Linked DNA regions of Homo sapiens: region 2 is linked to region 1. Evidence: chromatin contacts called from ENCODE Hi-C or POLR2A ChIA-PET data. All regions are on one chromosome and are shown on one strand. Each heading gives the region's core, a stretch centred on a gene start or an enhancer-like site at or near the end of the contact. The rest is flanking DNA. Distances are from core to core; before and after follow the strand shown.

Region 1 (3,739 bases), core at 629-3,128:
TGCAATTATTTGAATTGTAAGCTCAACTAGCCACATTTTTCATGAAAATACCATTTTTACTTGAAATACTGACAGAAAACTTGTGGTCATTCAGACTTGGGGATTGGTATACATTTTCTTTTTTGAGACGGAGTCTCGCTCTGTTGCCCAGGCTGGAGTGCAGTGACACGATCTCCACTCACTGCAACCTCCACCTCCCGGGTTCAAGCAGTTCTCCCTACCTCAGCCTCCCAAGTAAGTGGGATCACAGGCACGTGCCACCACGCCCAGCTAATTTTTGTATTTTTTAGTAGAGATGTGGTTTTGCCATGTTGGCCAGGCTGGTCTTCCAAAGTGCTGGAATTACAGGCGTGAGCCACTGTGCCCGGCCCACATTTTCTTGACAATAAAGTGAGCCACTTAATTCAAGAACAAACAGTATTTGTTGCCAATGAAAAACTGAGCTTTCAAGCAAAAATTAGAATTTTGGAAAACTTGTATCTGCCATCGTGAGCTGACAACTTCCCAATACTTAAGACTTTCCTGATAAGATCACATATTTGGCAATATTAACAAATGCAATTTTAAAATATCGCTTAATTAAATGTGTCAAGATTTAGAAGATGACAGGTTTCCAGCAAGTTCTGCTGGTGCAGTATCGTGGTGACTCCTCATGTCCTTCAGTGAGGTAGAGCCATGCCTTCCCAAAGGAGTCTGCTCACAGCCTGAGGGCAGAGTCTGGGGGCTCTTCCTTGGGTGTATATCTCAGCCCCCGGGTAGTAGCTGGTTCTTGTATCTGCTATTCCTGTATTTTGAGTTCTCTTTACTTCTTACTAGCCAGTTCCTCATCACTCCGATCCCAGTGAGAATCAGGAATTCTTTATATTAAACTCTTCCTGTTTGGATCACTATGTGGTTTCTCCCTCCTGATTAGACCTACACTGACATAGCAGGTCTTGTAAGCAAGAGCTGTGAACAGTCAAGTGGGGAGAAAAACACATCAGTGCATTCATTACAATGAAGCGAAGGGCACAAAGGAGAGGTACATGTTCCTGCCTGTCTTGGTTTGTGAACTGCAAAAGGTTGTCAAGCTGACATTGGGGGAAGAAGACTTAAGGAAAAAGTTTGCAACAGCTGCTGTTAAGTATAAAGAAGTGGAAAATTAGAACCAAATGGTATCCACGTGTTGAGTGGGCTAGTTCTTTTGCCTGTGAAAAAGAGTTTTTGTGATGTCATCCCTTCGGAACAGTTGAGGGAGCAGAAAGTGAATGACCCAACAAATCCAGACTTGGAAGTAGCTAAAAAGGAAAGTTAGCAGGTAATTAAGTTACCACCGCAGTGCCCAACAGGAGGACAGCAAAGAAGAGACCAACTGTATCAGTGATATGGTTGGAGTTGGAGAACTTAAGCACTTCAAGACAACGGAAAAATAGTGGCTGGGCGTGGTGGCTCATGCCTGTAATCCCAGCACTTTGAGAGGCCAAGGCGGGTGGATCACCCGAGGTCAGGAGTTTGAGATCAGCCAGGCCAACATGGTGAAACCCCGTCTCTACTAAAAATACAAAAATTAGCCGGGGCGTGGTGGCGGGCGCCTGCAATCCCCGCTACTGGGGAGGCTGAGGCAGGAGAATCACTTGAACCTGGGAGGCAGAGGTTGCAGTGAGCCGAGAGAGATCATGCCACTGCACTCCAGCCTGGGCGAAAGAGTGAGACTTGGTCTCAAAAAAAGAAAAGCATCGCTGGATGTAATGCACTTTTTGTTTTTCTATTCTATTGTATTTTATTTTTCAAAATGCTGGTCATGGTCCCCCTAAATTGACTTCATAATCCTTCTTGGGGACTCTATTCATAGTCTGACAAACACAACAGAGGAAAGGAGTGACTCATAAACTGATAATAATCTGAGAAAAACACACCCTGAGGTCAAAATTTTCCTTTGGTCAATGTTCACTAGTTATCTTAATTTGTTTTCCAAACCCTGGAAGGCAACTGTGCTACACAGAACCCCAGTGCCAAGATCCCACCGTTCACATTACTCTCATCCTTTCGGGAGTAATACTTCTCATTACAAATCAATAAATGCACATTTTGAAACACATTCATGTCATGCAAAGTAAAACTGGCCAGCATCTCCACTGGCACAGTGGCTCCCAGATCAGATGAACTCCACTGAACCAAACTTTGCAACATCAGACTCATCAGTCAAAGCAAACCTTCTTATTACAGAAAATTGTAATCTCTCACGTTATTGTAAAATAAGACAATAATTTGCAATACTCAACATGATAACTCGGTAGAGATGTTTAGTTCAATATGATTTTATTTAAAAATGTGTACAGCTGAAGGAGGGATCTGATCTTTTGTTAAATGAAACCAATTTTCACGGTATATATTTGGCCATTTTAGCTTCGTAGTGAATAATAACAGAAAAGGAAGTTTCTGTTCAAGATCCTCACTCCAGCACACTCAGCCAGGTGCCTGGCAAGATGACACATTTCCTGGTCTGAAGCTCACAGCCAATCCTCTCACTGAAGTGAAACACCAATTCTCCAGGCATACACACACATACGCACATCTTATTTTCACTGCTCTACACAGGGACCTGAGAATCCTTAATTTTAAAGTTGGGAAAAACGTGAAAGGATTCCTTAACTCATTGTCTGCGACAAATCCAACTACCTGTTAACTCTTAACAATTGCAAGTATAAAATACTTGAAATTTACAAGATGCTCCATTTAATGGAACAACTCAAATGCTAAAAAATTAGGTCAAATAACATGCTTTAATATTTTTAAATGTTACTTAAAACTTATTGAGACAAGATACGCAGCACATTCTTGGTATTATAAACTCCTACTGACGACTGCTACTTGATGGCCAAAAACATTTAAAGAAAGAGAAGAAACCATACTGGTATACAACAATATCTGCAGGGAATGTCATGTTTTACATTTTGTTAACTGAAATTAAACCTGACAAAAAAACCAAAGATCTACAAAACCGACACCCATGTCATTTTAAATGATGAGGTAGATTGTTTCCTATGCAGTAAAGTGAAGATAACAAAAAAATCCATACAACTTCCAAATCCTCTTTAAAAAAAAAAAAAAGTTTGGGTTATAGTCACTTTCACAAACAAGACATTCATAAACTATAAGGTGGAGAGGTCATACTCAGGCAGGTTCTGTACTTGATGTGTTACTTGGAGATTCAATAATCAGTCTTGGGTCAATCAACTCTTTCCAAAATACAGTGATCTGAGGAAAAAGACAAAATACCCAGTTTAGGCACTTCATTTTGAGGTCATACCGGTTAATTCAGCCACGTAAATTTTCCGTCTGTGTAGAATGATTGAAGAACGGGAATAATTTGGGTTCCAATAAACTGAGTTCAATTGCAGTATAGTAACTCTTTAGGCCAGGCGCTGTGGCTCACACCTGTAATCCCAGCAATTTGGAAGGCCGAGGGGGAGAAATGCTTGAGCCCAGGAGTTCAAGATCAGCCTGGGAAACCTAGTGAGACCCCATCTCTATTATTTTTTTTAATTAAAAAACAAAACAAAAAAAAAGAGGCCAGGCATGGTAGCTCACGCCTATAATCCTAGCACTCTGGGAGGCCAAGGCAGTCGGATCATCTAAAGTCAGGAGTTCAAGACCAGCCTGGCCAACCTGTGTCTCTGCAAAAATACAAAAATTAGCCGGGCATGGTGACGCATGCCTGTAGTCCCAGCTACTCGGAAGGCTGAGTCAGGAGAATCGC
Region 2 (3,739 bases), core at 534-3,033, 70 kb before region 1:
TGTATTCACCTAGGGCTTTTGCTAGGTGGGATACCATGCCGAAAAATTGAATTAATTGTATGTTCTTAAAATTGTTTTTCTTCTACTCCGCTGTCCTCTTCCCTCAAAATCACTTTTCTAAAAGAACTCTATGAAAAACTTATTTGTATCATACCCAAATTGATATATTTGTCTGAACTCTGTTACATAAAAATTGGTATGATTCATATGTGGAATCAGTTTTTGGACTGTGACCCATGCAGTGTTGGGGGACAAGGAGTTGCTTCAGGAGTTAGTGCAGTGCGCCTCCAAGGGGCAGTGAGCCATGGAGGCGCCTGCCTTCTCACTGCAGTCAATGCAGCCACACTTGTGTATACTGAGTGCTGCTTCAGATCTCAGTAGATAAAATAATTCCACATTTAAAATGATTCTGCTATTTTTTATAAAGGGTTTGAAAGCCACTACTATAATGACTTTGTCACCTAATTGATTTTCTACTAATTTTTACATATTCAGAAACTTCGTGTTTTTTTGGTGGACAGAATATTTTGGAGGTCTCCGTCGCTGTTTAGAATGTGGCCACTTGGCTGTTTCACAGTTTTTAAAGCTATTTTATTGAATAGTAAAGCAGTGAACTTAGCCTTTGTTCTTTGTGTTTCTAATTTAAGCATATAGTCTATTTAATTTTTGATATGTAAATACACATCAATACATATATATTTACCCATGTGGCCCTGTGTAGTCAGTGCATGAGGCTTGCATAGCCCAGAAAGGTACATTCCAGGGTTCTGGGGAAAGAATTTTAAAATGCCATCCTCTAATACAGACGTTTATAAAACTTAAATGAAATGATTGGGCTTAACCATATGCAAGAAAGTCTGCAGAAAATAAATCACCTAGAAACTATAAATAGAAATGTGCTGCTGAGGCTGGGCACGGTGGCTCACACCTGTAATCCCAGCACTTGGGGGGCTAAGGGAGGCGTATCACCTGAGGTCAGGAGTTTGAGACAAGCCTGGTCAACATGGTGAAACGCCGTCTCTACTAAAAATACAAAAAAAATTAGCCAGGTACATTGGCACATGCCTTTAATCCCAGCTAATCAGGAGGCTGAGGCACGAGAATTGCTCGAACCCAGGCGGCAGAGCTTGCAGTGAGCGGAGATCACATGACTGCACTCCAGCCTGGGCAACAGAGCAAGACTCCATCTCAAAAAAAAAAAGGCCGGGCGTGGTGGCTCACGCCTGTAATCCCAGCACTTTGGGAGGCTGAGGCAGGTGGATCACGAGGTCAGGAGATCGAGACTATCCTGGCTAACACGGTGACACCCCGCCTCTACTAAAAATCCAAAAATTTAGCCGGGCATGGTGGCGGGCACCTGTAGTCCCAGCTACTCGGGAGGCTGAGGCAGGAGAATGGCGTGAACCCGGGAGGCAGAGCTTGCAGGGAGGCGGAGCTTGCAGCGAGCCGAGATAGTGCCACTGCAGTGGGGCCTGGGCCAAAGAGTGAGACTCCATCTCAAAAAAAAAAAAAAAGAAAGAAATGTGTTGCTGGTATCAGATATCAGACCAAGAACACTTCAGTCTCTCTAAGGATGCCCTGAGCTACCTCACTGTTAAAGGACGACATCAACACAGAATGCACTAAACAGGAAATAAGCTGTAATCTAGAGAATTTCCATTATGTGTTACTTTTTGGTGACTAACATGGAATGTTGAAAAGGAAGAGCTGGAAAGCTCAGTTGTTTTCCTTGTTCCTCTGACATTGTCCAGGCAAGAGGGCATCCTGATCAGATGAGTAGATTTGGCTGAGAAAAACCCTAGAGTAAGGCAGGCACTTTGTGGAGGTGGATGATGATGGCTCATAAAAACGTTTGTTCTCAGTCCAGTTCAGGGCTCTGCCAGCAGTCTTTCAGATCTGAACTGCTTAAACAAACCCTACAGATAAATTGGCACTCTGATTTGTAATTCTGTTTGTACAAGTTTAGAGCAGCCTAGCTCGAGTCCTCAACCCCAGTCCTCTTAGAAGTGAACTGATTGCACTGGATCCCTAAACCCACAATGTTGAGGACACATGTGATGACTCCACTTGCTCAGCCAGCTGGCCTCTTGCACTTTCCCCTGCCCACCACTTGTAACTACCACTTAATTATCTTGTGTTAATTGCTTTTGTTGTGTTGGGTCTGTATTTTTGTGGTCAGTGCCTGCAGGCAGAAATGTGAAAGCATTTGGTATGTTGAAGATACTTGCTTCTTTTTTAATAAAATTAAAAGTGCAGCACGTAAGTATGATACTGTGTAGTTTTTTGACACAACCATGAGATACAATAAGCAGCTTTGACTTAGTGTCCCAAAAAGTGGTTCTTGGTCTACAGCAGGGCAAACATATATGTGGCAAGTTCTGATCACATACTTTTAGACAGAAAGAATAAAAAATTCATATTGCATGGCTTTTGTAGCCTAAGAGCACAGAATCATACACGTGTGTTAGGAGAAACATTCATTCTCACGCATATAAACTGGCTCCTGGCAGAGTAGAGCAGTAAGTGGGATCAAAGGTGAATTCACCTTATTTTCAGTTGGTAGAGTATGGAAAAATGTATCACTTATTTGAAATACCTGAATGGAAACCCAGCCTCTACTACTGTAACTTAACACTTGTTCTTCCTGAGCCTCAAATTTTCTTTCTCTGTAAGAATGGGAATTAATGCCCACCTACGGGTTGCAAGTGCTTACAGGAGCTGGGCAAGCAACGAAGGTAAGAGTTGTAGAGACTTCGGTAAACTGGAGCACATGATTCCTGGGAAGCAGGCCTAGTGTAAACAATTTATTTTTCTAGAAAAGACAGAAGTTTAGAGTATATGAAATCTAATTTTTAAGTATTGGTTGGCAACTAATTGACTATCGTCTACCATAAGGTTATATGATAATTATTAGGGCAGGAGAGTGAATGCATCTTAATATGCATGGCAGAACTGTGTGTTTCCTTCCATCTGGATTTTCATAAAGCTTTCTGATTTATCAGTAACGATCTGAAAAATGTACTGTGGCATGTAACATCTTTTATTCATTTTATTAGGCATTAGAGGAAGAATATTCTGTAGTCCTGCTTTATTCTGCCATCTTTACCTGGAAATCCATTTTTATAAAATTTTTGTAATAAAAATTCACTTGATCACTTGCCTGCTTTCTTTTAAACAGTGCCAAGCGTAATGCCCCTTGATAATTTACATATATGTGAACGTGGCTGTGATAGCTGCTGATGTTCACACATAGGCCATCTTACATGTAATGATCCATGTTTGGACTTAAACAGCTTCACACATTTATTGTACAGTTAGGTGTCACATGCTTTTACTTTTTATTTTATAATCTGTATTTCTGTGAGGTAGACATTATTGGCTCCATGTTATATACATTGATAGCCCGGAGCTAGAGATTGAACCCAGGCCATCCTCCCCACTGCCTTTCATCATCAACACAACCACCACCAACAGTATTTTAAAAGTGTTAAATATTGGCAGACGTGTCATTGTTCTGAGCACTAGGACTAGGGCTTATGCGGCTGTCTGAGGAATTCCCTGTACAAGGAAACATCATATACCAAAAAGTTACTCATGGAAGGAGTTTGGAGATGATGAGCTAAAAGTATTACACATGGACTATTGTAAAAGAAAAAAAAGCAGGCACAATAAAATTTTAGAATGTACTTAAGAAGCAATTCGTGACTTGGGAAACCCCAAACCCAATGAGGATTTAGTG

Evidence for each region. A loop is a pair of places that touch in the nucleus more often than their neighbours do. ChIA-PET counts read pairs that join two places held with the same protein, here RNA polymerase II (POLR2A). Pooled maps may share reads with other maps.
Region 2: a loop to region 1 is called in a map of endothelial cell of umbilical vein, with 7 times the contacts of the local background. The contact joins two enhancer-like sites. A Hi-C loop is called at or near these places in 4 of 168 maps with a recorded cell type or tissue (Caco-2, endothelial cell of umbilical vein, heart left ventricle and 1 more) and 7 of 50 pooled maps. POLR2A ChIA-PET finds 5 or more read pairs at or near these places in 3 of 52 experiments (H1, activated T-cell and naive thymus-derived CD4-positive, alpha-beta T cell).

What each region holds. Positions count from the first base shown.
Region 1 is chr17:56,935,918-56,939,656 of GRCh38, forward strand. COIL (coilin) reads right to left here. Exons shown (of 7, transcript NM_004645.3): 7 at 2,282-3,237. The coding sequence ends at 3,154. Among named protein-coding and RNA genes, the nearest start is that of COIL, 23 kb to the right of the region's middle. Within about 2 kb of position 1,879, at least 2 of the 41 ENCODE cell types and tissues checked have a DNase peak (open chromatin) inside an H3K27ac peak, as active enhancers do; they include endothelial cell of umbilical vein, where a contact is called at or near this core.
Region 2 is chr17:56,866,413-56,870,151 of GRCh38, forward strand. It overlaps DGKE (diacylglycerol kinase epsilon), which reads left to right. Exons shown (of 12, transcript NM_003647.3): 12 at 1-3,155. All of the region lies in intron 1 of LOC124904037 (a long non-coding RNA gene), which reads right to left. Among named protein-coding and RNA genes, the nearest start is that of MIR3614, 23 kb to the right of the region's middle. Within about 2 kb of position 1,784, at least 2 of the 41 ENCODE cell types and tissues checked have a DNase peak (open chromatin) inside an H3K27ac peak, as active enhancers do; they include endothelial cell of umbilical vein, where a contact is called at or near this core.